Regions from separate parts of the Homo sapiens genome. Here region 1 is linked to region 2. The links are chromatin loops, found by intact Hi-C in ENCODE. Cell type or tissue: heart right ventricle. All regions are shown on one strand. Each heading gives the region's core, and the rest is flanking DNA. Links, peaks and the distances in the headings are about the cores only.

Region 1 (15,856 bases), core at 4,774-12,773, 290 kb before region 2:
TCAACAGTATGAACAAGTGAATGAATGCCTACTTTGTGCAGCTGCAATAGTAGTAAGACATTGTCCTTGCTAAGAAACAGTACATTGTTACAGGAGGTATAGAGGACTATGGGCCATAGGTACATGGGCAAGTCAACATTTAATTTAATATGTTCTAATTTCCATCCTAATTCTTTCTCATATGAGTAAATAGCAAGATTAGAATGAAATTCAAAAAAAAGTCAGAAATGTAATTATTAGAGAAAGGTGATTATGACTGAATGTTACACTGGAAAGAAGCAACTTACTCATTAAGTCTGCTTTCTGCTCAGCCAAGAAATATTCTTTTCCAAAGTAAGAACTAATCACTGATCCTTGCACAATTAGTTCTGCACCAGGAGAATGGGGACAGTTCAAGAGCCTCAGAAACATTTGCAAAACTTTCCAGTTTAATCTATTAACACCTCAGAAAGGAACATATCATAGCAGAGTTACAAAAGTCTGGAAGTGAGGTCTCCTTTTGGGATGTGGTAGCTAGCGGATTGCTGTTTGGCAATTTAAACACAGTGAGGAGGAATAATTTAAAATATCCTGTGTGCATTGAGGAATAAACATCTCAAGATGGAGTAACTATGTTGGAAACAAAGTCAAATGCCAAGCCAGTGTCTCTCTGTTTACTTTTCTCAACAAGATTATCTAATTCAAGGTAATATATAAAATATTTAATAATTCGTATGGCATAGGCACTGAGCTATCAAAACTGACTCTACCCATGTACAAAACAACAAAATAGTCCACACATTGACTGACTATCCAACCTGCTCCCAGCAACTCTTCTTAATTTGATTTCTGGGCTTATCTCTTATCTCCCTAGGTGACTTGGTGACATCGGACAGCCTCTCCTACTGTGGTGAGTGCAAACCTCTGCCCTGGGAGTCAGAGAATTTGGGTTTCGGTCTTAGCTCTACGCGTTTTATGACCTTAGGGAAATTGTTTCATTGTTCTGTGCTCAACTTGCTTCTTTGGGAAAACAAGGAGATTAGGAGATTGGGCTGACATTTTTCAATGTGAGTGCTATGGACATTGGCAGGCAAGGAACAGTTGTTTATGATGTAAGTCTGTCCAGCACATGGCAGGGTATTTAGTACCCATGTCCTCTGGACACTAAATGCCACTAGCACTCCCCAGTGATTGTGATAACCCGAAATGTTCCATGAATTTCTACTGTTGCAAAACAAATTGACTAGACAGTCTCTAAGGCCCTTTTCACTGTTAACCTTTTAATATTTCTTGCATATCCAGTAAACAGTTCTATATAAGTAATGTCTGTTTTGCACTGGGTGTTTTCTAATTCTCTACAATGACAAGCTTACTGTAATATTCCAGGTCAAACATTTCTGAACAGCTCTCTGACTTAGAAAGCCAGGAAAACTTGCCATCTAGATAGATGAAAAAAGAATCAGCAACCCCATTAGGCCAGCAGTCCAGCAAATTAGCAATTCTCAACTTTTCAGAAGTGCATCGGCAAGATCCAGTTATGAGAAACAGACACCTGATTTAGTATTTTAAGTGAATGAGATTCAATATGGGGAACTAGGTCCTTTCAAAATTTTAGAGAGTTTGGAGGAACAGGTTCTAGGCTGAGCCTCCAGAAATGACTCCTAGAAAACTATTCAATGATTCATCAAGGGAGCTGTTATCCCCACCTCTAACAGGAAGGTAGGGAATAAGAAGGCTGCTTCTGGAACTGTGGTCTTCATGAACATACTCTTGCAATGGTGATCTAATATTACAATACCAAGGCCTTCATTGCCACTGCCACCATACTGCCTCTTACCACCCATGATGCTCTTGAGTGGTCCCTGGAAAGGTAATATTGAAAATCCAATGTTATACCGGCAGAAAACAACCAAAACAGCAGAAATATGGTCCGTGCCTCACTTCAGCTTTATAAACCTAAAGCATATACTTGGGAGAACTAAATTTATATCCATTACAATAACTATACAGATAGTTTCTAACCATCAAGTTTCTACAGTGCAGGAAGGGACAAGAGAAGAAGCTTGATATTAGGTATCAAGATACCACACCTACCGTGGAAGGCATGAAGCTGTCATAATCTGAAGAAAGCCATGACTCTCCACAGAAAAAAAAAAAGTACATGCTAAATATATATAAGTTTGCATATGTTTTCATGGTATGTACAGATGTCCCAAAAGCCACAGTGAACCCTAAGGACACTTACACTAGAGCAGAGTTTCTGAACCTTGACATAATTGACATTGGAGGTTATCTAATTCTTTGCTGTGGGAAGCAATTCTATGCATTGCAAGATGTTTAGCCACATCCTTACCCTCTTCCCACTACATGCCAGAAGTACCCTCCCACTTCAGTTTTTACAGCCAAAAATGTTTTGCAAACATGGCCAAGTGTCCCATTGAGGGGCGGCGGGTAAAAAAAGACCAAAACAACCAAACAAAAAGTCCTTAAGTCTGGCCGGGCTCTGTGGCTCAAGCCTGTAATCCCAGTACTTTGGGAGGCCAAGGCGGGTGGATCACCCAAGGTCAGGAGTTCAAGACCAGCCTGGTCAATATGGTGAAACCCCATCTCTACTAAAAATACAAAAAAAAATTAGCCAGGCGTGGTGATGTGCAACTGTAATCCCAGCTACTCAGGAGGCTGTGGCAAGAGAATCACTTGAACCTGGGAGGTGGAGGTTGCAGTGAGCCGAAATTGCGCCACTGCACTCCAGCCTAGGTGACAGAGCAAGACTCGGGGCGGGGGGCGGGGGTGGGGGGTGGCCAGGGGAAGCAAGCCCTTTAGTTTTATTTATCTGTAAAGGATCAATATGAACATAAAACTTTGTGAAGAGAAAGACTTGATCGACAGAGTCATGCATACAAACATCATGAACTACGATAGGTAAAACTGTTGAAGAAATATGTACATAACAAGAGCATGGACAAGAGCAGCTTCAAAAATGGATTCAGAAAGGGGATTTAATATTGTAATTAAACCAACAGAACCTGGAATTTAGACTCAGAAGACCTGTGTGGTGGTTAATTTTATGTATCAACTTAGCTGAGCCGTAGGATACCCAGATATTTAGCCAAACAGAATTGTGGGTTTGTCTGTCAGGATGTTTCTGAATGAGATTACCTTATGAATCAGTAGACTCAATAAAGCAGATTGCTCTTTCTAATGTGAATGGGCCTCATCCAATCAACTAAAGACCAAAAGAGAACAAAACGGTTTTGTCAGAGGAAATTCCCACTGCCTGGCTATTGTGCTAGGACATTGGTTTTTTCTGGACTTTAGAACTTGGACTAAAACATGGGCTTTTCCTGGATCTCAAGCCTGCTGGAACTTACATCATCAGCTCTCCTGGTTCTTAGGCCTTTGGATTCAGACAAGAACTAAACATTGGCCCTCCTGGGTCTTCAGCTTGCCAATTGCAAATCCTGACCCTTGTCAGTCTCTACAACAATGTGACCCAATTTCTTTTTTGTTTGTTTTTTGTTTTTAAGTTCCGGGATACATGTGCAGAACATGTAGATTTTTTACAAAGGCATACGTGTACCTTTGTGGTTTGCTGCACCTATTAACCCATCCTCTAAGTTCTTTCCCCTTGTCCCTCCACCCTCTAACATGCCTGGGTGTGTGTTGTTCCCCTCCCTGTGTCCATATGTTCTCATTGTTCATATCCCACTTATGAGTGAGAACATTCAGTGTTTGATTTTCTGTTCCTGTGTTACTTTGCTGAGGACGATGGCTTCCAGCTTCATCCATGTCCCTGCAAAAAACATGATCTCATTCCTTTTTATGGCTGCATAGTATTTCACGGTGTATATGTACCACATTTTCTTTATCCAGTCTATCATTAATGGGCATTTGGATTGGTTCCATGTCTTTGCTATTGTAAATAGTGCTGCCATAGACATACATGTGCATGTGTCTTTATAAAGATTTATATTCCTTTGGGTATGTACCCAGTAATGGAATTGCTGGGTCAAATGGTATTTCTGGTTCTAGATCTTTGAGGAATCGCCATACTGTTTTTCACAATCGTTGAACTAGTTTACATTCCCACCAATGGGGTAAAAGCGTTCCTATTTCTCCACAGCCTTGCCAACATCTATTAGTTTCTTGACTTTTTAAAAATTGCCATTCTGACTGGCGTGACATGGTATCTTATTGTGGTTTTTCTCTGCATTTCTCTAATAATCCATTATATTGAGCTTTTTTTCACGTTTTTTGGCCGGGTTGTTTTTCTCTTGTAAATTTAAGTCCCTTGTAGACTCTGGATATTAGACCTTTGTCAGATGGGTAGATTGCAAAATTTTCTCATTCTGTAGGTTGCCTGTTCATTCTAATGATAGTATCTTTTGCTGTACAGAAGCTCTTTAGTTTAGTTAGATCCCATTTATCAACTTTTGCGTTTGTTGCAATTGCTTTTGGTGGTTTTGTCATGAAATCTTTGCCCATGCCTATGTCCTGAATTGTATTGTCTAGGTTTTCTTCTAGGGTTTTTATGGTTTGGGGTTTTACATTTAAGTCTTTAATCCATCTTGAGTTAATAATATTTGTATAAGGTATAAGGAAGGGGTCCAATTTCAGTTTTGTGCATATGGCTAGCCAGTTTTCCCAGCACCATTTATTAAATAGGAGATCCTTTCCCCATTGCTCATTGTTGTCAGGTTTGCTGAAGATCAGATGGTTGTAGATGTGTGGCGTTGTTTCTGAGGTCTCTGTCCTGTTCCATTGGTCTATATGTCTTTTTTGGTACCAGTATCATGCTGGGCATGCTGCTTTGCTTGCTGTAGCCTTGTAGCATAGTTTGAAGTCAGAGAGAGTGATGCCCCCAGCTTTGTTTTTTGTTTGTTTTGTCTTTTGCTTAAAATTGTCTTGGCTATACAGTGTCTTCTGTGATTCCATATGAAATTTAAAGTAGTTTTTGCTAATTCTGTGAAGAATGTCAGTGGTAGTTTGATGGGAGTAGCAGCGAATCTTTACACTATTTTGGGCAATATGGCCATTTTCACGATATTGATTCTTCCTATCCATGAGGATGCAATTTTTTTCCATTTGTTTGTGTTCTATCTTATTTCCTTGAGCAGTGGTTTGTAGTCCTTCTTGAAGAGGTCCTCCACTTCCCTTGATAACTGTATTCCTAGGTATTTTATTCTTTGTAGCAATTGTGAATGGGAGTTTATTCATGATTTGGCTCTCTGCTTGTCTGTTGTCCGTGTAAAGGAATGCTTGTGATTTTTGCACATTGATTCTGTATCCTGAAACTTTGCTGAAGTTGCTTATCAGCTTAAGAAGTTTTGGGGCTGAGATGTTGGGGTTTTCTAAATACAAAGTCATGTCATCTGCAAATAGAGATAATTTGACTTCCTCTCTTCCCATTTGAATACCTTTTTTTCTTTCTCTTGCCTAATTGTCCTGGCCAGAACCTCCAGGTTGAACCACTATGTTGAATAGGAGTGGTGAAAGAGGGCATCCTTGTCTTGTACTGGTTTTCAAAGGGAATGCTTCCAGCTTTTGCCCATTGTGGGTTTGTCATAAATAGCTCTTGTTATTTTGAGATATGTTCCATCAATACCTAGTTTACTGAGAGTTTTTAACATGAAAAGATTTTGAATTTTATCAAAGGCCTTTACGGCATCTATTGAGATAATCATGTGGTTTTTGTCTTCGGTTCTGTTTATATGATGTATTACGTTTACTGATTTGCTATGTTGAACCAGCCTTGCATCCAGGAATGAAGCTGACTTGATCATGGGAGATAAGTTTTTCGATGTGCTGCTGGATTTGGTTTGCCAGTATTTTATTGAGGATTTTCACATCAATGTCCATCAGGGATATTGGCCCCAAAATTTTTTTTTTTGTCTGTGCCCATTTTTGGTATCAGGATGATGATGGTTTCATAAAATGAGTTAGAAAGGAGTCCCTCATTTTCAATTGTTTTGAATAGTTTCAGGAGGAATGGTACTAGCTCCTCTTTGTATTTCTGGTAGAATTTGGCTGTGAATCTGTCTGGTCCTGGGCTTTTTTTGGTTGGTAGGCTATTAATTACTGCCTCAATTTCAGAACTTGTTGTTGGTCTCTTCAGGGATTCGACTTCTTCCTGATTTAGTCTTGGGAGGGTGTGTGCGTCCAGGAATTTATTCATTTCTTCTAGATTTTCTAGTTTATTTGCATAGAAGTATTTATAGTGTTCTCTGATGATAGTTTGTATTTCTGTGGGGTCAGTTGTGATATCCCCTTTATCATTTTTTATTGTTTCTATTTGATTCTTTTATTAGTCTAGCTGGTGGTCCGTTTCGTTAATTTTTTTCAATAAACTGGCTCTTGGATTCATTGATTTTTTTGGAGAGTTTTTTGTGTCTCTATCTCCTTCAATTCTGTTCTTATCTGAGTTATTTCTAATCTTCTGCCAGCTTTTGCATTAGTTTGCTCTTGCCTTTCTAGCTCTTTTAATTGTGATGTTAGGGTGTCAGTTTAAGATCTCTCTAGTTTCTGATGTGGGTATTTTAGTGCTGTAAATTTCCCTCTTAACACTGCTTTAGCTCTGTCCCAGAGATTCTGGTACATTGTCTCTTTGTTCTCATTGGTTTCAAATAACTTACTGATTTCTGCCTTAATTTCATTATTTACCATGGAATCATTCAGGAGCAAGTTGTTCAATTTCCATGTAATTGTGTGGTTTGAGTTAGTTTCTTAATCCTGAGTTCTAATTTGATTGCACTGTGGTCTGAGAGACTGTCATGATTTCAGTTTTTTGCATCTGCTGAGGAGTGTTTTAAATCCAATTATGTGGTCGATTTTAGAATAAGTGCCATGTGGCACTGAGAAGAATGTATATTTTGGTGATTTGGGGTAGAGAGTTCTGTAGCTGTCTACCAAGTCTACCTGATCCAAAGCTGAGTTCAAGTCCTGAATATCCTTGTTAATTTTTTGTCTCATTGATCTAATATTGACATTGGGGTGTTAAAGTCTCCCACTATTACTGTGTGGGAGTCTAAGTCTCTGTGTATGTCTCTAAGAACTTGTTTTATGAATCCGCGTGCTCCTATACTGGGTGCGTATACATTTAGGATAGTTAGTTCTTGTTGAATTGATCCCTTTACCATTACGTAAGCCCTTCTTTGTCTTTTTTGATCTTTGTTCATTTAAATTCCATTTTGTCAGAGACTAGGATTGCAACCCTGTTTTTTTTGTTTTGTTTTGTTTTTGTTTTTGTTTTTCGCTTTCTGCTGAGAGGTCCACTGTTCGTCTGATGGGCTTCCCATTGTAGGTGACTTGGCCTTTCTTTCTGACTGCCCTTAACATTTTTTCCTTCATTTCGACCTTGGAGAATCTGATGATTATGTGTCTTGTGGTTGATCCTCTCGTGAAGTATCTTAGCAGTGTTTTCTGTATTTCCCGAATTTGAATGTTGGCCTGTCTTGCTAGGTTGAGGAAGTTCTCCTGAAGTGCGTTTTCCAGCTTCTTTTCATTCTCCTCATCTCCTTCAGGTACTCCAGTCAATTACAGGTTCGGTCTTTTTATGAAGTCCCGTATTTCTTGGAGGCTTTGTTCATTTCTTTTATTCTTTTTCCTCTAATCTTGTCTGCATGCCTTAATTCAGCAAGGTAGTCTTCAAACTCTGATATCCTTTCTTCTGCTTGGTGGATTTGGCTATTGATACTTGTGTATACTTCACAAAGTTCTCGTGCTGTGTTTTTCAGCTCCATCAGGTCATTTATGTTCCTCTCCAAACTGGTTATTCTAGTTAGCAGCTCCTCTAACCTTTATCAAGGTCTTAGGTTCTTTGCATTGGGTTAGAACATGCTCCTTTAGCTCAGGAGAGTATTTTATTACCCACCTTCTGAAGCCTACTTCTGTCAATTCATTCATCTCATCCTCCATCCAGTTCTGTGTCCTTGCTGGAGAGGCTTTGCAATCATTTGGAGGGGAAGAGGCACTCTGGCCTTTTGGGTTTTCAGCGTTTTTTCATTGACTCGTTCTCATCTTGAGTTTGTCTCATTTCAATCATTGAAGCTGCTGACCCTTGGATGGAGTTTTGTGGGGACTTTTTTTATTGTTGATGCTATTGTTGTCACTTTGTTTTTCTTTCAATGCGTCAGGTCCCTCTTCTGTAAGGCTGCCATGGTTTGCAGGGGGTTCCCTCCTGTGCCTGGAGATGTCACTTCAGGAGGCTGGAGAACAAGAAAGATGGGTGCCTGCTTCTTCTTTTGGGATCTCTGAATTTGAGGGGCACCAAACTGATGCCAGTAGGATCGCTCCTGTATAGGGTGTCTCACAACCCCCGTTGGAGGGTCTCACCCAGTTGGGTGGCACAGAAAAGAGGACCCATTTAACAAAGCACTTTGATGACACCTTGGTGGAGGGGGTGTGCTTTGCTGGGGGGAAACCCACTCATCTGGGCTGCCTGGATTCCTCAGAACTACCAGGAAGAAAGGGTAAGTCTGCTGGTCCGCAGAGACTGCGGCCACCCCTCTCACTAGGGGCTCAGGCTCAGGAAGATCTGGGTTGGGTCCCTGAGTCTCTGGCTGAAGTTGTTGGAGTTCCTGCAGGGAAACCCCACCCAGTGAGAAAGGATGGATCAGGGTCAGGCCTGAAGAGATGTTCTGCCTGCAGTCTGCCACAGCCCGTGTGTTTGAATGGTGGGGGACACCTCTAGGGGCCAAGACGTCCAGCCTCCCTGGCTCCAGCAGGGGAAAAGCACAGCCTGGAGCTATGGAGATGGATGCCACCCTTCCCCCAGCCAGGGAGCTGTGTTAGGCAGTTAAGAGTCCCAGAGCTGGCTGCTGTCCCTCCCTCAAGGAGCTCAAAAGGCTTAGACAGCAGGCAGCCACAGCTGTGGTGCTGGTCACCCCTCCCCCCAGGAGCTCAGCAGGCTTAAGCAGGAAGCTGAGAGGCTGTTGAGAATCTGCTCAGCTCCAGGGTTGAAACCCTAGGCCCTGGTGATGTGGGTTCGTGAGTGGGATCTTCTGATTCATGGGTTGCACAGTTCCATGGAAAAAGCACCGTTTCCCAGGCTGGGTAGCACATTCACTCACCGCCTCCCTTGGCTGGGGAGTGGGGGCTTCCCTGCCCTGTGTGGCTCTCAGGTGGGCTGTCACACCACACTGCTCTTCCTTCCTCTCCATGGATCGTGCCAGCCACCTCGCCAATTTCTTGTACTAAATCTCTTTCTATACATATACTTTCTATTGGTCCTGTTTCTCTGGAGAACCCTAATACAGTTCGATTTAAGTGTTAGTTCTATTGCCCAATCTGTGAACTTGGACAAGTCAGTTTAACTCTCTGAGCCTCTGTTTTCTCACCTATAAAATGGAGATTATGGAAACACTTATGTCACAAGATTACTGTTTGATTGAGGCAAGGTGGACTGAGTAGCTCTCTTTACCTGTATTTTACAAGAACTATGTGTCTTTTAAGGCATTTCCTCCTTCCTACCACAGCCACCCTGAGTCACTGGGAACAAGTATCTACAGATGTACCTGTGCCCCTATCTCAAAAAATGGAACCAGGTGCACTCTACTCCACTTGGTGAAGGTTCTTCCTTCTGATCCATTTGAAAATCATATGAAGGTTGTTTCCGTATCATTGGCATGATTCTTAAGGATGAATTTAGAAGAGTTAAACATTCAAACTTTAGCAAGTTTTTATCTTTTGGAATTTTTGTTTTGTTTTGTTTTTGAATTTGAAACATTAAAGAAAACAATTATTGGGGATCAAAAAAATCTTATTTCCCTGCCAAACCATATGCATCGAAATTGTTTCTATCAATGGAAACAGTCCAAGAATTTGAAAAACAAATCCCAGTGAAAACACGCAAAATTAAGTTGGCAATTTCTTCTTTTTGATTTTTTTAAAAAAGAAACCATAAACTAGAAGACATAGAGTTTTCTTTTTTAAACGAATTTCTCATCTTCCAGCAGGAGCCATTCTTTTCACAAATCAATGCTTACTGCTAAAAAGAGAAAGCTTAATGGATGAACATTGTGGTAAAAGTGAAGGCCCCTCCGAACACATTTTAAAAGGAAATTACAATTCAGTAAATTCTCCTTCCCCTCTTGTTCTGTTTGTATTTCCATTCTGTGCTGTTGCTAATTCGAAAAGCCAGATTTTCACTCCACTCCTCATTCTGTTCAACTTTACAACCTGGATAAGCCTTTCTGACACAAAAGACTTTATGTTGTGGGACAAGAGGTTCTGGATCCTGGATTTAAAGTCTAATTTGGAGCCTTCCTGTGTCAAATTCATTCACCTCTGCAAATACATTGTAATAAAATAGTGACGGTCTGATTAATCTACAACCGTTCAAATGTATCTGGAGAAGCAAGTGCTTTTCCCTTAGGCTCAGATTGGCATAAGGGCACAAATATTGCCCTAAAGCAGTAATAAAGATCCTTTCCTATTAAAATGAACAAGTCAACAAAAATATCCCTGTGTCTCAAAGAAAATATCCCTCTAGAAGATGTTTATCAAAAGTTATTCACAGAATTATACGGTCATCCCTCTGTATCTGCAGGGGATTTGTTCCAGGACACACTGCCCTCATAGCAAAATCTGTAGATGTTCAAGTCTCTGATTTAAATCGTACAGTATTTGCATATAACCTATGCACATCCTCCTGTATACTTTAAACCATCTCAAGATTACTTATAATACCTAATACAATGTAAATACTATGTAAATTGTTGTAATACTATATTTATTGTTATATATATTTATGTATATATATATGTAATATATATATTGTTTTATATTTTCAATCCATTGTTAGTTGAATCTGTGGATATGGAACCCAAAGATATGTAAGGTCATCTGTACTAACTACTATAATCAATTTCACTAATGTGAAATCATAAAATTTACAAAGATTGTTTAGAACAGTATGCTCAACCTGTGTTATCCATGGCATTATTACTTAATAAATGTGCAAATAATAATAGGTGCTGGTATTAATTACCTTTGAAAAATGCTAATCCCCTCTTAAAGTGTCATATATTACATAGTATATTAAACGAACTGAGAAATTCTTCGGTAAAGAAATTTAATCTTATTCTCCAAGATTCTTCTAGACTTACTTGACTACAGACCTCTTTTTTTCATAAAAATATGTCTTAACAGATGTGAGATTAGAAATCTTTGCAGAGCAGTTTGAAAAATGTTGGTTGAGGATCTCAACCTACTATATCACTCACCTCACCCTGGCACATATATGTGCGTGCACACACACACATACACATATCAGTATCATAATTGCTCCTTTTAGAGGCACTCACTTTTCTCTAATACAGCTCTCCAAAACTAGCTTCCTCTCACCATCAAAACATGTTTATCTTCTGTATACATTCCTAGGATCCTGCTTTCTGCTAACAGGCAACTTATGTGATCAGCTATTTGAAAATTTGAAGGTAAAAATGAGAGCTCTGGAATGAGAATACCTAGATTTAAATTAGGGTTTCATAATTTATGAACAGTATGATCTTGGGCAAGTTACTTGACCTCACTAAGCTTTAACTTTCTGCTCTATACATTAAGCATGATAATGGTGCTTATTTCATTAAGTCACTGTGATGTTTAAATGAGATGATTCCTACAGAAATGTGTCTGACACAAAGTGTTCAAAAACATTTTAAAGAAACAAATATATACATGAATTATAACAATTAATCTCATGTGGGGCATTTTTCCTTCTGCTTTATAAATGTTTCCTTTAGATAAGGTTGTTGTGTAAATCCTTCAAGGGAAGCCTGTGAGCCTTGATAACAAGACCACACCAGACAAACTATTTGGTCCCAACTGCCCAACTCCATCTCATGCCTCCCTCCCTCTGGCTGTCTGTGCCAGTCTCAATGAACCTCTTTCAGTTCTTGAAACAGGGCTATACTTTGTCTTTTGCACATGCTGTTCCCTCTGCCTGAAACACTCTTCCTCACTGCTGCCTTGCTTTGACGTAATCAGGCTTTTGGCTGAAATGATATTTCCTCTAAGAAGTTTTCTTGATACCACCTCCCCACCAGACTAGTATAGTTACCCCATGTGCTTCCCCTATAATAATATTCATCACACTTGATTGTAACTTTATCTGCCTCCTCAGCTTTAGGGACTGACTCTGTGTTTTTCTCTCTCTCTTCTCCTCTCCCCCCAGCCCCCGCCACAATTTATCACAGAACAGAACATACTGGTGGTTTTATGAATACCTAGCTGGTACAGGAATCCTTACTCAACCCTCCAATCCCATCCTCCATTTTGCACATACCACAAATGTATGTCTTCCACACATAAGTCTTACGCAACCCTAACAGGGGAAGCCCTTATGATGTCTGAGGAAAACTTTTTTCATGCGCCAGGTAAAAGGGAGCTTAGAATCTGATATATTATAAATTAACTTAAAGAAAATAAGGAAGCGTGACTTTATTACAAAGTAAATTCTGCCACAAAGGTAATAGGATTTCCATTTTGAGGATGCAGCTTAGAGAAGTAAAGCAACTTCCCATAATCGCACAACTAGTAAATGACAGAACTGGAATCTAAATCTTGGACTTTCTAACTCTTAAGCAAGCTCCCTTCAATTTTCACAACACCATCCTGTCTGCTTTAGATACCATGCCAATCAAAAATAGGATACCCAGAAAAATGTTCTGAATATAGACATCCCAAGACATATGGGGTGCAGCAGTGCCAGCAGACCAATGCCAAGCAGCATCCATAGATAAGAGAGATTAGCACTGCATGCAAGCAGAAGTCTCCTCCAGGCTGAGTTCTTAGCAGGCACAGGAATTCTGTGTTCCATAGTGCCCTTTCAGCATGACAACTTGGAAGGATGGGAAAAGCCCAGACTTTGAATCAATCTTCAATTTTAATCATTGCTCTGCTACTTTAACGTTGTGTGATTGTGGCCTGGTCACTTGCCCTTTCTGAACCTCAATATTTTAATCTATAAAGTAGTCATAATTCTACCTATTTGTCAAGGATAATGTGAGAATCCAGTAACAACCTGTGTAAAACTGCCTAACACAGCTCTGGAGCCCGTCGGATACTCCCTCTGTTCCCTTCTCTTTGACCAGTGGTTTCTGATAAGAGAAAGCTGTCTTCTTGAGCAAAAACTACCTTTCCCTATGGATAATCTCCCTGTTCACTGATGCCACCATAAGGACTAGCTCTGGGTGTTGGTATCTTGGCCCTGGGAAGAGGTGGGGAGGTTGACAGAGGAAGTCAGTGGATCCCTTTTCCAAGTTGGCCCTGGACCCATGGACCAGAGATAACAAGGAGTTCTGTGCAAAGAGAACACATTGGAAGCCCGTGTGCTCTGATGTGGGAGAAAGCTGGGTCATGCTATTTGAAGTGGCCTCCAGATTGTGAAACTCAACCCTGCTCATCCTCCCCACAAACATCCTGGTGGCTGTGTGGTAATGGACAGCTATCATTATAGCATTTATCCATCTCTGGCCTCAGACCTCCCAAGGCCATCTGAAAACCAAACTCCTAGCAAGGATCAAATGGAAAGGACAATAAGTTTGAGCCCAGAAGTTGGAAATGGGAGGCTTGGTAGAAACCCAAAAAAAAAGGAACAATCAGGAGCTACTCTCATTTAATGCTCTTTCTACTGAAGGAGTATCTTTGTCACTGCAGTTCTCCAGGGCAATCTAATGAAGTCTCTGTAAAAGAATCTGGTTCCACGCATAGGCTGCCTATTGATTTCATCAGTAGTTCTTTAAAGGGTTCAATTAAGGGTAAGAAGGAAAGCAAAGCAAAGTTGTGTCTAAAGAGTGGGAAAACCCAGATCCAAAAAATGTGAAGCTGGAATTTTTCAGCCCTTCTAAAATGTGATAAGGATCAGAGTGTAAGAGAGGCAATCAATTATGTCATTAGGACAGGTCACAAAAGGGAGAAAGAGAAGAAACACAGAAAATTATTGACAAGTGCATGAAGACAGTGCCTAACAAAGATGGTGCTTTCTCAGTCCTCCAGGAAAATAATACATCTTTTCTCCTCAATATTCATATCTTCCTCATTTTAAAAAAATTATAGCCAGCCAATTCCTATTGACTGTCATTATTCTTTTATTTAATCAAAATGTGTGCTTGGATATTAGTTTTAGACCCTGTGCTAGACAGGTGGAAAAAAAGGTGAACAAAAATAAACACAGTCTTGCTCTCAGAAGATTCAAAATTTAATTGGAAAGATAGACATTAATCAAATAATCACTTCCATTAATGTTTGATTACAAACTGATACATAAGTGTTCAGGAGGAAGAGAACTTGGTGATATGAGAGGGAAATTGACCTACACTGGATAGGGGCACCATTGAAAGCTTCCCTAAGTAAGTTATTCATGAGTTGATGTCAAAAATATGAATAATAAAGCAAAAGTGTACCAAAATAGGAATGAATAAGGAAGATACTGGGTGATGCACCAAATTACAGGAAGACCGGAGGGAGGAATAAACTCAGAAAATGTCAGGAATCAAGAGAAGCTGGCAGCAGAAACTCTCCTGGACTTGCTCCCAAGCACATAGCCACTCCTGCTCCATGATGTGGCTGCTGAGGTCAGTAATTAAGTCCCATTGTCCCTTTGGCTTTTTGTCACTAAGTCAAGATACAAAGCCTGGAGTGGAAACTCCCAGCTGTACAAACCTAGGTCAGGTGCCCAAGAGATAGGCTTCCCTCCTTTTGAGTCACATAATAGGATTTCCCAAAACCAGGAAGAGGAGTGGAACACTGGATGACAAAAAGAAAAAGAAAAAGAAAACCTCTACCATGGGAGAGAGGGGGAGAAAGGCATGGCAGAGAGTGAGAACTGCATGCACAGTAGCCCTTGCCTAAGTGTAGAGACACACTAAGAGAGATAGAGATAGAAGAGGCTGAAATCCAGGCAGAGTCATACTGATTCAGTTCTTGCAAAGCTCTTAAGATTTGGATCTTTACCTTGAGGCAATAAGAAATCATTGATGACTTTATCAGCAGAAGGAAAGCATATTCAACTGCATTTTGGAAAGATAATTCAGAATACAGGAGAGAGAACAGACAGTGAGGGCACAAGAGCAAATGGGGAGCAGTCCACATTTGTAGATACCGTGATGCGTAGATAGTAGACACCGTGATGTGTATCCCAGGTCCCCACTTCAGGACTGAGGCACATCTCCCCAGCTACAGAACTGTTGGTTGCTGACAACTCACAGTTAAATCCCTTTTTGAGACTAGCCCTTGGCGTAAGGAAGCTGCCACAGGGAGGCTATGTCCCTCCCTGGAGACAGCTGGCATCAGATGACTAATCAGCATTGCTACAAAGGCTTTATTTGAGGTGGCTCTAAAGGGCTATCTGAGCTCCAGAGCTCCCTGTGGGATCAGCTGAGGTCTCATGGCAACTGCATCACAGTTTCAGTTCTCCTCCTGCCCGATCCTGCTACCCTCACTCCTCATCATTAGTGACTCCTGAAGCAGTCCTCAGTAATCTTTCTGCATACAAATCTCCATCTCAATGGTTTTTTTCTCAGGAATCTCGACCCGAGACAGCATGACAATCAGAAGACTATAGGAGCCTAGCAATGAAAACAGGGTAGCCTCGACTATGGTAGAAGTAGATACTAGGGAGAGAAGTGTGCTGATTAAACTTTTCAAGGCCCAAGGACCTGAGAATCATATGAGAGAAGAGACCATTTGCAGAGTTAAGGAAAGAAACTCACCCCTTCCTAGATTAGATGTTTCTAACTTCCCTAGTGGTTGAATGGAAGAGAACAGTCATTCCTTCACACACTGGCCCAAACACAATTTCAAACCTTATCCCCATTCTAATAACCACTAATGCTCCTGCTGCAGTCGGCATCTGCCATAGTGTATGATGTGTTGGGAG
Region 2 (15,856 bases), core at 3,915-11,914:
TTGAGCCAGGCATTACGATCTGTGCGTTATACATATAGCTAGCATCATATTTTGAGCCAAAGCCTTCTACTGCTCACTCCTAATGATTCAGACATGTCTAAAAAGGTTTGGCAAGCTAGTGGGACAGACTGCAAGGGTTGAAATAGAAACTGCTAGTTGCCTACCCAAATCCATTCTCACTGTCTTCCTCAGCAAAGAGCACATATTGTTGGATCCAACAATGTGTCCAGCTACAAGACTTTTTCCAGCGTCTCTCTCAGTAAAGTGTAACCATGGAACTAAGTTCTGCCAATGAATGTGAGGCTTCTGAGAAGTCTCCTTAACAAAGTTGGAATGTCCCCTTCTCCTTCCTTCATTGTGTGTTGCCTGGAACTCAGATCTAATGGAGGAGATGGCCATCCAAGACCTGAGAATAAGAGCTCCAGGCAGAGCAGAGTAATAATCTAGAAGGAATCTGGTCCCTGATGACATCAAGGACTCACCAAACTGTACTGCCTTCCTCTAGACTTCTTTCACATAACAGATAAATTAAAAGGATTTTTTTTTCATTTCTTACATTAAATGCAACAAACCTAGTCCCAGCTAAAACAAAAAGCATGCACTAAAAAGTAGAAGAACAAAAGGATGAAAGGGGCCTCAGTCTCTGACACTATCATGAAGCTGCCCTGCTTTAACATTACTTGAGAGAAAAATAAAGCTTCTAGATTATTTAAGGCTTCCTGGAGGAGATGGGGTCTGAGTTAGAGTTTCCATCAGCTTGAGGGAGACTCTTCTCTACTTGGGCTGTTCCTTGAGCCACCAGGAACTCTCTTTGGTTTCTACGGAGTTTTGATAACCATGGTCAATGCTACCTGTGATTCTGGAGCATTCCTGCTACCACAGATGGGGCCCAATTGCTTGAGCCATCACTCAACACCTGGCTTCCTAAAGGAGGTTGTGAAAGTGCCTGCAACTCTCAAGCCCTGAGCTGGTGTTTGATGCAGCGGTTTCTCCAGGTCCTCTCTGTGAGAAAGGACAGGAAAGGGCCCAGGGGAAAAAAGAAATCCTGGTGCCTATCCCAGTGATTCACTGTTACCAACTCAAAACCGTGAGAGAGAACACAAGCACAATTTAGGGCTCCATTCTCTCAACTTCTCACCCAGCTCTGGTCCTTTACAATGTTTACTGTGCAGCCATCTGTGAATATCTTTGTGAAACTAGTTAAAGCCTTTTATGAGACCCTAAACTTCTAGTTACACTAATTTCCCAGCCCCCCACGTGAATTAGGTCTTGAGTAAACAAAAGGCAGACTTGAGGCTGGAGAGCAATTGTACCGTGTTAAACGGTGCGTTTAACAGGGCCAGCCCACAGATTTTTCCGTTCCCATCCCTGGGCGTGCAGGCAGCACCAAAGCCCATATAATGGACTCTTTATGTGGTACTTGGTTAGAAAAACGTATTGACAAAGAATCACAGACAAATCATAGCTGTGACCTTTAGTGCTGAAACAAGGTTTTCCTTGGGAGTGATTTAATTACCCATGCAGCTCACTGGCTGCACACATTAGCAGACTCTGTCTTTCCAAAGGCCACGGCCAGGCCAGGCTGGTTTGTCTTTCCTGTGAATGTGTGCCCAAGTGCTGCTCCTGTAACGAGGCTCTGTTGTGCCATACAAGGATAAACAGCGCACAGCATCCAGCTGGACTCTGCCAGCCTGAACGATCGCTTCCCAGGCACCTGCTGCCCAAGCCGACCTTGGATCTAGCAGTGCCCCTGGCCTCAGACTCATCGTTCAGATGAATGATGCAGATGCTGGTGCCAGGCCCTGTGGCCTGCTGCAACATGGCTAGACTTTGACTACCAGGTGTAGGAACAGGGGTAGGGGGCCGGGGCTACATTGTGAGGTGAAATATGCTTGTCTTTGCCTCTCTTAGTGCACACTGCCTTCCTCTAGCCTGAGCTCTTCTTGGTCTTGCATTTCTGAGAGCTTGAGGAAAGCAGAAACTATACACTAAAAGCCATGAATTCTATGATTCTGTTTATATGAAACAGCCAGAAAAGGCAGATCCATAGAGACAGAAAGCAGATTATTGGTTGCCACTGGCTGGGGCAGGGGGAATGGAGAGTGATGGCTTCATGAGTCTGGGGCTTCTGTTTGGGCACTGGTGTTCTGTTTGTGATAGAAAGGTTCTAAAACTAGATAGTGGTGATGGTTGTACAACATTGTGAATGTCAACATGTCTCCAAATTGTATACCTTAAAATGGTTAAAACAGTAAATTTTATATTATGCATATTTTAGCACATTTTCAAAAATATGACTGAAGGATTGGGTTGCAAGGGGAGGAATTGGATATACTTACTCCCAAGATCCCAGAAGACAAAACTAAGACCAGTGAGAGAGTTTCCATGAGGCAGGTTACAGCTTATCATGTAAATAGAGGGGAAAGTGCCATTTAGAACAGGCCTACTGTGAGCCAAGGGCCCTTCAGTCCTCATTTCCTTGAAACCCACAACTCTTATGTAAGGGAGGTTTTATTATCCTTATTTAATAGATGAGGAAAAGATGCCTCCCAGAAGCTAAAACTATTTTCTCAAGGACACAGAGCTAACAGGAGGTAGAGCTAGGTTCTTCTACTCTACAGACTGTCTTTTTTTTTTTTTTTTTTTTTTTTTTTTTTTTTTTTTTTTTTGAGATAGAGTCTTGCTCTGTCAATTAGGCTGGAGTGCAGTGGTATAATCATGGCTCACTGCAGCTTAGACCTCCTAGGCTCAAGTCAGGCTCCCACCTCACCCTCCCCTGTAGCCAGGCATGTATCACCACACCTGGCTAATATTTTTATTTATTTTATGGAGACAGAGTCTCACTATGGTACTCAGGCTGGTCTTGAACTCCTGGCCTCAAATGATCCTCCCACCTTGGCCTCCGAAAATGCTGGGACTACATGCATGAGCCACCACACCCAGCCTGAAACTGTGCCTTTTTTAATAAGCCAGTGCCTCTGCAAATTTTCTACTGAAGTCTCCCTAAATATCCCATAGCAAGAGTGAAATGATACATCAAGGTGAATAGACAGAGCCCAGAGGAGTTGCTGAGTGTAAGTCAGTATAATGTTTTGGCTCTCAAATTCATGTTGGTTTTACATGCTTGCTCTATTATCTTAGATTAGTATTTTTCTTAAGTACTAGAATAAAGTTTTCATCAAAATCTTTAAGCAAAAGTATCATTCTGGGAAAATGGTCCATGTTTATCCTGAAGCCTCCCATCTCCCTTCACATTTTCTTAGGGGCCTGCATACTCCAATTTGAGAAGCTGGCACTAGGCTGGCTGCTATCCAAAAGGGAAAGGGAGAGGGAGTGAGGAAAGTGACAGGGAGGGAAGGAGAGAGGAAGGGAGGAATTCTCTGCTACTGGAATTTTCCTGCACTGGGCTCTGATGTATAAGAATTCATAAAAAGCAGGGGTTGAGGTTGGGCCTCAGTGACATTAACCCTTTTTAGTCACAGAAGCATTTTGAAAATCTAATGAAACCCATTAACTCTGGCTTAGTCTATTTTGTATTGCTATAACTGAATGCCACAGACTGGGTAACTTAGAAAGAAAAGAAATGTATTTTTTACAATTCTGAAGTTTGGGAAGTCCAAGGTCAAGGGGCTGCATCTGGTGAAGACCTTCTTGCTGAATCATAACATAGTGGAGAGACTCACATAGCAAAAGAGCAGAGCACCCACAAGACAGAGCCAGAAAGGCTTGAACTCACTTTTATAACAAAGCCACTCTTGATAATTAACCCACTACCTCAATAGTGACATTAATCCCTCATTATCTAATCACCTCTTATTAGACTCCACTTCCCAACACTGTTACACTGGGGCTTAAGTTTCTAACTCGGGGACTTTGGAAGACACATTCGAGCCATAGCAAACCCACTGTAACAAAAATTTTTCAGACACATAAAGCTTCCATGTTATTCTAGGGTGTTTGTGAACCTTCTAAAGCCTATACCCCAGATTATGCATCCCTGGATTACAAAGTCTCAAACAGAAAACGAGACAAACTTGAGGACTCCTTCTAACCCCAAGAGGCTGTCGTCTTGTCCCAGACTCCGTTTTACTCAAACATCAGCCTTTTAAAAATGCGTATAATCTGTGGCCCATTTACTGTCCACTTTGAGTGATACATTTATCAGCTAATGTGATGAACAAATTCAAGCTAACGTGATAATGAGTTATTGGGCATCCTTTCTCCCTCCTCCCCAGATGACAGTTGGATTTTTGTTTCCTTTAGGGGTATTGTAACTTCAGCTGCTTGTGGAGAGATGGAAAGCAAGAAGGTCTTGTAACTTCTTGAATCTCTCCAATTGAGTAGCTATTTACCTGACTTTGTATCAAGTCAGACACAGGGTCCAGTTAAAGGGGATTTCTGGTTTGGAGACTCAGCACAGCATGACTCTAGAGTTGCAAGAGTTTTGTGCAAGAGTGGACTTTGCCATTGCCTGTTTCCCTAGGGAAAGCCTGGTGACACTGACTTAAGTAATTTTAAATAAAGACTGAGGCTGGCTGGAGAAGAAAATTTCACAAAAATGGCTTCAAGAAAGTGGAAAGACCACAAAACTGACAACCAAAAAAATTCTGCCCAGCACTGTCCCTGACTCAGCTGATTAACTAGGACACAGCAATCTTCCTTTTTAAGCCTTGCTTATCTATACTTATCTTTCTATCCCCATCTAGAATGCAATCTATACAGACAAATATATTTAGGTCAGAACATTGGTAACAAGTGACAGAAATCAAAGTCAGACTAACTTCAGCAAGAAATGACTATGCTGGCTCTGTTATGAAGGACGATGAGATCGCCCTTAGGATAGAAGTAGCAGTACTGCTTTGGAAGGGAAACCAGAACTGCTGTATGGGGGCTCCTTAAGAAATAACTCTCTTGCAGCTAAATAGAGGATAAACAATGCGGTGAAGGAGGATCAGCAGCAGCATTGAAGGTGACGTGAAAGAGATAAAAAGAAAGAGGGAATGGACCAGGAGAGTGATGAGCCAAAACAATCTCAAAGTACTGCCAGAAGCACCAACCCACAAACAGCCACAATGTGACCTAAACTTGCCAGTCACCATCTTTGGCCCCACGCAACTCAGAGATGACAAAAACAAGGCTCCTTGGTCAAGAAGAGTTGTTAAATAACAATTCAGAGAAGTCTACTATGGATTATAGTTCTCAAAGGTCAATAAACGGTGATAAAGGTATTTAGAGTAGCATCATATATTCTAGCATCATGAGGTCTCTCCTGCCTATCAGAGATTAACATGGAAAAAGATTAGGGATGGTAGGAATTTTTTTAAGTATTTTTTAAGTTATCTGGATTATTCAGAGTAATCAAATCAATCATGGCAGACACTATTAGTTACATCCCTGCCTCCTTGTTGATAAATCCTTATTTTGTTTGATGTTCACCCTTCCATGTGTTCCTGGAAAGGAATGAACCACAATGGGTCTAATACAAACATAGTGATTCTATGCCCCTTTGGCATGTGACCCTTTCCTGATCTCTGGGTTGGGAAGAGGCTTTGGAGAGGGTTGTCACTGCCAGGAAAAAGAGGATCACTAGAGGACAGTCCCTTCATCATCTAGATATTGTGTATCTACCTGAGAAGCCTAGAACCATCCGAGGCAGCCGTCTTGTAAACAAGAGCGTAGAGGCCTAAAAGCCAAGTTAACATGCTGAGCATAACACACTAAAAGACAGAAAGAGCATGGGTCCTCAATGATATTTGTGAGGCTGGAGAGTCATCGTGAGACTGTTTGTGTATTAATAATAATACAATCCTAGTCTGATTAATTTTGTTATAATGACAATCATCCTAATTAATATAAGAGCAAAACACTGACTTGGCTTTCTGGCTTTCACTTTTTCCTCCCTGTAATTATTTTCATATAATAGACAAAGTAATCCTTTTCAAATTCAAATTTGATCATGGCATCTTCTTCTTTTAAAAATCTTCCTGCAGCGACTTGAATAAAATTTCATCCCTGGCCAGGGACTATAAGTTTTACACAGTCTCCAAACTCATCTTATTCCACATTCTCCTGCCTACTTCCCTTTTTTCTGCCATCATTTACTTTTTCTGCTCTTAACACCCTAAGCTTTTCCTTGTGAGACTGTTGTTCTGGCTATGCCTTCTGCCGATCTTCTTGCCTTCCAGATTGCTGCATGGTTAGTTCTTTCTTGTCCTTCTGGCATCAGCTCAATTATCACCTCCTCACAGAAGCTTTCCCTGAACACTCCAGCTAAATTATCTATCCTCTCATCCCTGAGCCAGACTTTATTACATCACCCTTCATCTTATTCTCCTTATAGTACTTATCCTTATTTGCAGTTATTGTAATTATTTGTTTACTAATGTTGTCAAATTCCTCTCCCTAGTATATCAGGATCAAGAAAACTAAGACCTTGTCAATCTTTCTCACCATAATTTCCTGCACCCTTAAAAAATTGTCTGAAACATCATAAATCCTCAATAATAATTGTTGAATGAAAAGAAGGAAGGAAGGAAAGAAGAGAGGGAGGGAGGGAGGGAGGGGAGAAAGCGAAGAGAAGGGGAGGGAAGGGGAGGTGAGGGGAGGAAAGAACTGTAAGGACCTGAGCCTCAGAACCTGAAATTTGGGATTCAACTATGCCAAAATTGTGTGTCTCACTCTTCTCAGCTTGGCACCTGCAGATTGAAAAAGGATGGAAACAGCAGCCCTAGAGTTACTTCCTCCTAACTTATTTCTCCAGCAGAAAGATACTCCCTCTCCCAATATCTGTATACCACTCCTAGGAATGAATTCTGATGGTCTCTGTTTAAATTATAAAATTTGCTATGGAACTAATCCTTGTGTTTAGAGAAATAGGGTATTACGATTGGCCAGGGCCAGAATTACAGTCCATAACCAGGGTACATTGTGATTGGCAGCTCTACCTGTTCCACAGGGACTAGTAGGAGGGTGGTGCAAGGAGAGGTGGGGAGGGGAGGAGGGAGAAAAGTCAGGGGAGTTAGAAAAGGATTGCTGGGCAGACAAAATCAACAGATCTTCCCTATGAACTACACTGCACCCTGGTCTTGCCAAAATGTTCTCCTAGTTCTCCAGATTTAAAACACACTCATCTCTGACTTATTACATTAGGATAAGTCCTCATCTACACAACCAGAGTAACAGAAGAGCAAATCAGAGTTTAAATGTGCACATATGTGTGCATGCATAACAGAATTACATAAAGAACAAGCTGGGTATGCAAAGCCATACACAGTGGTATAATGAATATTGGGAACTCAGAAGGAGGTAAGGTGAGAGAAGGGTGAGGAATTAAAAAAACTACATGTTGGGTAAAGTGTGTATTACTACAGTGATAGGTGCACTGAAATCTCAAATTTCACCACTATACAATTTATCCATATAACCAAAAAACACCTGTATCTATTGAGATTAAAAATTTTTTGAAAAGAACACCCTGGCTTCATAATGAGGGAGGAGAGATGTAGAATTAGCTATCCACATGGTTTTGCAGATATCTCTTGCTAACTATTGGGCCAATGTCATGGCTTTGTACTACTGCATGGTATGCCCTGCTATCTATTTAAAGTTCTTTTCCCTCCAATCGTCAGTAAAACATGGCTGCTTCCAACATGAAGTCAGCCTCTATTTTCTCTATTCAGACAATGATTCAACCACATGAGAAACCATCATGATCCCCAAACGAATACACACGATGGTTGAATCACAGTCTGGCAGTGTAGTGTGATGGCACAACAGAGGAAGACCCTCTTTGGTGAGGACAGGTCTTCCATTTGTATTGCCATTTAAAGGGACAGTAACTTACAAGGACAAAAACATGTTCTTGGCTCCAAGTCGCTCTTTGGTGGTACATTTTTAAGGATTAATTATACTGGTAGGATTTCTTTTTCCTAACACGTTTGTTTACAAAAATATTGAGCATGCATTACACATCGACATAAATAATTTTCCCCGTATCTTTGTCCTCCAAATTTTGCAGTTAATTAAACTAATTTGTCTGTTTTTGTGGGTTGGAAACTCTTACTGTCATCGTTTCCAATCACTACTTATTTAAATTTCATCCTTGGCCAGTTTCATGATAATGTTTATCTGCTCCAGAGGATTTGAAATGAGAGTAACACACAGGGATGCCATTTAAATTCTTTCTTGAAGCTGAAAAAGTCAAGAATCAACTGGCCAGTTAGATAACACAATTGCCCTTGTAGGATATTTGCTTAAGATAGCTGGGGGCTAATTTAATTCCAGAGTTGCTTATTTGAGTTTCTATGAGGGATTCCCTGCCGTTAACATGCACTGTATATAGAGATTCTAAAGAAGCATTCTCCGAGAACATTCTCAAAAGCAGGTTAAGTAAGTTGTTTTTTTAAGAAAATAAAAATCTGTACAATTTGCTGTCAACATTCAACTCCGGCCTGTTGCCAACTAGAAAGGAGCAAGAGCACTCCGACATTTCAACAGCACTCAGATCCATTATTTGGCATTTCATTAATCCATTTGGAGAGAAATGACTTCTTAATTTTGATTCCTTTAAAATGTTAGCTTGAGACCCTCAACTAGTTTCGTATGCTTACGCTACAGAGAATTTCACAGCCCTGGATTAACATAGAGGGCAGCAGAGAACCATCCAGAAGACCCAAGGAAAGGAAGTCCTGTTCTGTACATTGTTTTTGTCTTGTGCTGTCAGATGCCTTGACATGCCTCTATGGCATGATCTGGCCCCTGCCTACCTCACCTCTTCAACTTCTCCTGAGCTTCTCCTCCCAACAGCTCCCAGCCAGCCAACTTTCACAACTCCCTCAACCCTTCCCCACTCATCCCATCCCTATCCAGCTACATTGACACCTTTCAGCTCCTCAAAGGTGTCTTCTCTCCTTTCTTCCCACTCTTCACCAAACTAACTCCTCCTCATCCTCCAGGGCTCAACCCAAAGCCACTTCTCTGGGGCTCTCCTCCCTGACACCCACGTCTATATCAAGTTCACCATTGTGCTCACTTGCTGAGCTCTTCCCTTCTCCTTCTTACCACGGAGCACTGTTCTCATGGATCACCTGTAATAACAGTTTGCTTAAGGTTTCTTTCTCTCTACTGGTTTATAAGCTCCACAAACAACAAGCAATGGGTCAATATCGTTCACTGCCCTATCCTAATGCTTAGCATGGTTGGCACACAGAGTTAAATAAATACTTGTTGATTCAATAACAAATTGAAAGATGGTGGGTAAGTCCCTTGAACTTTATGATCGGTCCACGTTAAATATTATATGAGTTTGTAATTTTATGCAACACAGAAATGCTAGAACCGTAACAACAAATTCAATTACCACTTGAATTAGGGGTAAAAGAAACTGGCCTGGCTGAGCAGGAGATAAGGGTGATAGGAGACTAAACTAAGCCAGCTTCAGCAGCTACTATTGCCAGGCACTGTATTAGGTATGTTTGGACAGTTTATCTCATTCAGTTTATCTTATCTGCTGTTGTCACAGCAGTCCTTCAGCTTTGCTTATCATTTTCACATTATTCAGATTAGAAAAATGAGGCCACATAGATAGAAAGTGGTAGGGCTGCTTGAATCCGAATCTTGACTATTTGCAATACACCATAAGTTGGGTCTGTGCTTTTTTGGTTAAAAAAAAAAATGGGTATAGAAGTTGAAGAGAAAACGAGTGAGTGGGAAGATCCTGAATTTTCCTCCAGTCTCTCTAATTAGCCCATTCTCATATTACACATCTTCCCACATCCACCCTTCCCCCTAAACACACACACACACACACACACACACACACACTCCACACTACCAATCTCCCTGTAAGCAAATAGTTTCTCTAATTTTTGGTGATAACCTCCACAGTGGATTAGGTATGACTTTAATCAGAAACTTTGGTCCTCTTTCTGCATCATTACCTCTTCTCCACTTTTATTGTGAGTCCCTTTTCAGCTGTGCATATTTCAACACTCATTTATGTGACCATTAAGCCATTATCACCATTTCAGGTTCAGACCAGAATTGCACTTTTAATAAATTATAATAAGCTCCAATTGACTTAAGAGGAAAAGCCTCACTTTTTGTTTCCAGCAAAGCCATCTTTGTCCCTACCTCCTGGAGAAGAGCTGAATGCAATGTTCCACCACAGGCAAAAATGTTCCAAGCAAAAGCTAGACATTACAAAGAAGTGGATGGCATTCAGTGCTGCTGAAACAAGCTCAGTGCAGCCCAGACAGGGATGAGAATGCAGAGACAAATTCCCCGGTGCAGAAGCATGGGCCAGAGGTGAGGCCTTCTCTGACCGCCCCAGCCCCTCCCATCTGTAGCTTTAAGAATCTCTTGTGGTGGGAATTGGTGGCTCATGCCTGTAATCCCAGCACTTTGGGAGGCTGAGGCAGGTGGATCACTTGAGGTCAGGAGATCAAGATCAGTCCGGCCAACATGGTGAAACCCCACCTCTACTAAACATACAAAAATTAGCCGGGCATGGTGGTGGGTGCTTATAATCCCAGCTACTAGAGAGGCTGAAGCAGGAGAATCGCTTGAACCCTGGGAGGCAGAGGCTGCAGTGAGCCAAGATCGTGCCATTGCACTTCAGCCTGGGTGACAGAGCGAGACTCCATCTCAAAAAAACAAAAGAATCTGATGCTGAGGATATTTTCTGATTTATTTTTCCTTGAGTCCTAGAAGCCTTCACTTTTCTTATTTCCTCCTTGTTTATTTGTTGGGTGTATTGGGCTATATCCTAAAATTATACCTTGAGAGAAAGGTAACTCTGCTAAGCTTTCCCAGGCCTGTAATCTAAGATGGGACATGTGAACCTCCAGTGTGAACTCAGAGGCAGAGAGAGCAGCTAAAGTTAAGCTCAGGTTCTCCTCATTCTGGGAGCTAAGAGACTGGACTTTCAAAAGTGAGACTCCTTATATATTTTAAAAGGAGAAAAATCCTAAATGAATTTACAAAAACTTTGACAAATACAAAGTATTTGTATTAAACAGATTAATGCTCTGTTAATATATAGATAATATAATTTCATGGATTTGAAAGATAGATGCTGAGTTTCACTTCTGGTAAGTGCTGAGAAGCTTCTATCAGACCTACCCACTCAAAGGCTCTAGAGTCACCAAAAGAAGCAGAAATTGGAGGAGAAAGTTTACACTTGGAAGAAGGAAATTGCCTTGCATGAGATATTTTTTTTTCCGTACAGTCTTTTTGCTGGAGGATGACCTCAAGAAGCACAACACAGGGTCCTACATTTTGGGCTCCTACAGTATCTGGAGAGTGAAGGGGCATCTGCTGAAACAACCCAAAGTCTGAGGAGAAGTCAATGGCTGGGACTAGATTCATCTCAATGCTCATTCACTCATATTTCTGGCTCCTGGACTTGGAGGACTCAAAAGCTAGAACTGCCCACTACTCATGCCTCTCCACATAGCTTGGCTTCCTCCTAGCACTGTGGCCTGAAAGTAGCTGAGCTTCTTATGTGAAGACTTAGGTTCCAAGAATAAAACTTAACAGCTAGCAAGGCAGAGGTTATTTCATCACTTTTCATGTCCTAACTGGAAAGCCACACAGCATCTCTTCTGCTGCATTATACTGGTTACAGGTGACTCACAATCCCCTAAAAGTCAAGAAGAGAAAAATTATACTTTACTCTTGATGGAGTGTGGTAAAATTCTAGAAGAGAGGTAGGATGAAAGATATTGTTATGGTCATCTAGGGAAAATGCAATCTGTCACAAAAATCAGTGACCTAAGATTCCATCATAAGAAGCTAAAAAAGAAAAAGAAAATAAACCCAGAGTAATTTAAATGAAGAAAATAATAAAAAGCAAAGGTAAATAAAAAGCAATAAACATTGAGAAAAATTTTAAAGTCAAAACTTTGATTGACTACTTGAACTAAATGACGATGAAAACACAACTTATCAACATTTGTGGAATACAGCAAAAGCAGTGCTTAGAAGAAAGTTTATAGAAAAGAAAAAGATCTGAAGTCAATAATCTAAATTTCTACCTGAGGAAACTAGAAAAAGAAGAGCAAATTAAATCAAAAGTAACGGAAGAAAATAAATAATAAGAATTAGGCAGAAATCAATGAAATTGAAAACAGAAAATCAGTGGAGAAAACCAAAAGCTGGTTCTTTGAAAAGAGCAATAACACTGATAAGCGTCTAGTCAGGCTAAGAAAAAAAGAGGGCACAAATTATTAATATCAAAGGGGTAAGAAGGGACATGACTACTGATTCCATGGACATTAAAAGGATAATAAAGAAATACTGTAAACAATTCTATGCCTACAAATTGGATAACTTAGATGAAACGGTGAATTTCTTGAAAGACATAAGCTGCCAAAACTTACACAAGATATAGACAATTTGAATAGGCCTATATCTATTAAAGAAGTTGAATCAATAATTAATATCTTTCTAAAACAGAAAACATCAGGCCCAGATGAGTTTATTCAAGAACTCTACCAAATATTTAAGAAAAAATTATACCCATTTTCTACAATCTCTTCTAAAGGATAGAAGCAGAAGGAATACTTCTTAATTTGTCCTATAAAGCCAGTATTACCCTCAAACCAAAACCAGACAAAGATATTACAAGAAAAGAAAACTGTAGACCAATATATCTCACAAACATAAATGCAAAAATCTTCAACAAAATATTAGCAAATTGAATCCAACAATGTATGAAAATTATACACCACGACCAAGTGGGATTTATCTCACATATGCAAGACTTGTTTAACATTTGAAACTCAATTAATGTAATCCATCACATCAACAAGCTAAGAGAGAAAAATAACATGATCATTTCAATAGATGCAGAAAAAGTATTTGTCAAAATCCAACACCCATTCATGATTTTTTTTAAACTCTCAAAAAACTAAGAATAAATTAGAACCTCCTCAACTTAATAAAGTATATCTACAAAACATCTCCAGCTAAAAATAACACTTAACAGTAAGAAACTAGAAGCTTTACCACTAAGATCAGGTACAAGGCAAGAATGTCTCCTCTCACTGTTCCTTTTTGACTTTGTACTGAAAGTTCTAGCTAGGGCAATAAAACAAGAAAAGGAAATAAAAGGTACACAGATTGGAAAGGAAGAAATAAAACTGTCTTTTTTGGCAGATGACATGAGCATCTATGCAGAAAATCCAAAAGAATTGATTTTTTTAAAACCTTTAGAACTAATATATAGTTATAGCAAGATTGCAGCATCCAAGGCTGATATAAAAAGTTAATTGGCTGGGCTCAGTGGCTCATGCCTGGAATCCCAACACTTCGGGAGGCCGAGGGGGGTGGATCATGAGGTCAGGAGATCGAGACTATCCTGGCCAACATGGTGAAGCCGTGTCTCTACTAAAAATACAAAAAAAATTAACCCACCGTGGTGGCATGTGCCTGTAGTCCCAGTTATTCAGGAGGCTGAGGCAGGAGAATTGCTTGAACCCAGGAGGAAGAAGTTGCAGTGAGCCGAGATCGCGCCACTGCACTCCAGCCTGAGCTTCGGAGCCAGACTCCATCTCAAAGAAAAAAAAAAATTAATCACTTTTCTGTATACCAGCAGTGAATATGTAGAATTTGAAATTTAAAACACTCTAACATTTACGTTAGCACTTCCCAAAAAATTAAATAGGTATAAGATCTATATGTGGAAAACCACACAAAATCTGACTTTAAAAATCAAGGAAAAACTAAATAAATGGAAAAATATTCCATGTTCATGGATAGGAAAACTCAACATTGTCAAGATGTCAGTTCTTCCCATTGACCTACAGGTTCAATGCAATCCCATTCAAAATCTTAGCACACTATTTTATGGATACCAACAAATTGATTCTAAAGTTTACATGAGAGACAAAAGGCCTAAAATAGCCAACACAATATTGAATGAGAAGAATAAAGTGAAAGGACTGACACTATCTAACTTTGAGACTTACAATAAAGCTATAGTAATCAAGATAGTGTGGTATTGGTAAAAGAACAGACAAATAGGTCAATGGAACAGAACAGAGAGCCCAGAGATAGACCCAAGTAAATATAGTCAAATGATCTTTGACAAAGGAGTAAAGTCAGTGGAAAAAATTTTTTAACAAATTGTGGTAGTACAACTGGGCATCCACATGTGAAACAATCAATCTAAACACAGATCTTACACCCTTCCAAAAATTATCACAAATGGATCATAGACCTAAATATAAAATGCAAAACTATAAAATTCCTAGAAAAAAACAGTAGAGAAAACTTAGATGATCTTGGGTATGGTGATGTCTTTTTAGATAAAACACCAAAGTAACAATTCATGAAAGAAATCATTGATAAACTGGGCTTCAGTCAAATTAAAAAGTTCTACCTGCAAAAGACAATGTCAAGAGAATGAGAAAACAAGCTATGTGCTGCAAGAAAACATTTGCAAAAGACATCTGATAAAGAACTGTTGTCCAAAATATACAAAGAACTCCTAAAAGTCAATAGTAAGAAAACAACAGCATGAATAAAAAGTGGGCCAAAGGCCTTAAGGGACACCTCACCAAAAAATATATACTGATGGGAAACAAGCATATGAAAAGATGCACCATGTCGCAAGGACTTCATGACGAAAACACCAAAAGCAATGGCAACAGAAGCCAAAATTGACAAATGGGATCTAATTAAACTAAAGAGCTTCTGCACAGCAAAAGAAACTACCGTCAGAGTGAACAGGCTACCTACAGAATGGGAGAAAATTTTTACAATCTACCCATCTGACAAAGGGCTAATATCCAGAATCTACAAATAACTTAAACAAATTTACAAGAAAAAATCAAACAACCCCATCCAAAAGTGGGTGAAGGATATGAACAGATACTTCTCAAAAGAAGACATTTATGCAGCCAATAGATACATGAAAAAATGCTCATCATAACTGGTCATCAGAGAAATGCAAAGCAAAACCACAGTGAGATACCATTTCACACCAGTTAGAATGGCGGTCATTAAAAAGTCAGGAAACAACCAAACAACCGGTGCTGGAGAGGATGTGGAGAAATAGGAACACTTTTACACTGTTGGTGGGACTGTAAACTAGTTCAACCATTGTGGAAGACAGTGTGGTGATTCCTCAAGGATCTAGAACTAAAAATACCATTTGACCCAGCAATCCCATTACTGGGCATATACCCAGAGGATTATAAATCATGCTGCTATAAAGACACATGCACACGTATATTTATTGCGGCACTGTTCACAATAGCAAAGACTTGGGACCAACCCAAATGTCCAACAATGATAGACTAGTTTAAGAAAATGTGGCACATATACACCACAGAATACTATGCAGCCATAAAAAAGCATGAGTTCATGTCCTTTGTAAGGACATGGATGAAGCTGGAAACCATCATTCTGAGCAAACTATCGCAAGGACAGAAAAACAAACACCGCATGTTCTCACTCATAGGTGGGAACTGAACAATGAGAACATTTGGACACAGGGTGGGCAACATCACACACCGGGGCCTGTTGTGGGGTCGGGGGAGGGAGGAGGGATAGCATTAGGAGATATACCTAATGTAAATAACGAGTTAATGGGTGCAGCACACCAACATGACACATGTATACATATGTAACAAACCTGCACGTTGTGCACATGTACCCTAGAACTTAAAGTATAATTAAAAAAAGAAAAGAAAAGGTGCACCATGTCATATGTCTTCAGGAAAATGCAAATTAAAACAATAATGAGATCTAGACCATCCTGGCTAACACGGTGAAACCCCGTCTCTACTAAAAATACAAAAAAATTGGCCAGGCGTGGTGGCAGGTGCCTGTAGTACCAGCTACTTGGGAG

Evidence for each region. Peaks named below come from ENCODE experiments on the same cell type or tissue, not always from the same donor. Only the 100,000 strongest peaks of a DNase experiment are listed, where the experiment ranks them.
Region 1: a loop joins it to region 2, with 2.6 times the contacts of the local background. A loop is called at or near these places in 28 of 110 quality-filtered maps.

What each region holds. Positions count from the first base shown.
Region 1 is chr9:7,542,390-7,558,245 of GRCh38, reverse strand. It overlaps the pseudogene PPIAP33. Among named protein-coding and RNA genes, the nearest start is that of DMAC1, 250 kb to the left of the region's middle. RefSeq lists an enhancer at 8,695-9,290. In heart right ventricle, for the core only: no CTCF peak of the experiment used is centred there; a DNase peak (open chromatin) is centred at 8,865; H3K27me3 peaks cover 1,230 bases.
Region 2 is chr9:7,252,831-7,268,686 of GRCh38, reverse strand. No RefSeq gene overlaps it. Among named protein-coding and RNA genes, the nearest start is that of KDM4C, 500 kb to the right of the region's middle. In heart right ventricle, for the core only: a CTCF peak has its summit at 8,642; no DNase peak of the experiment used is centred there.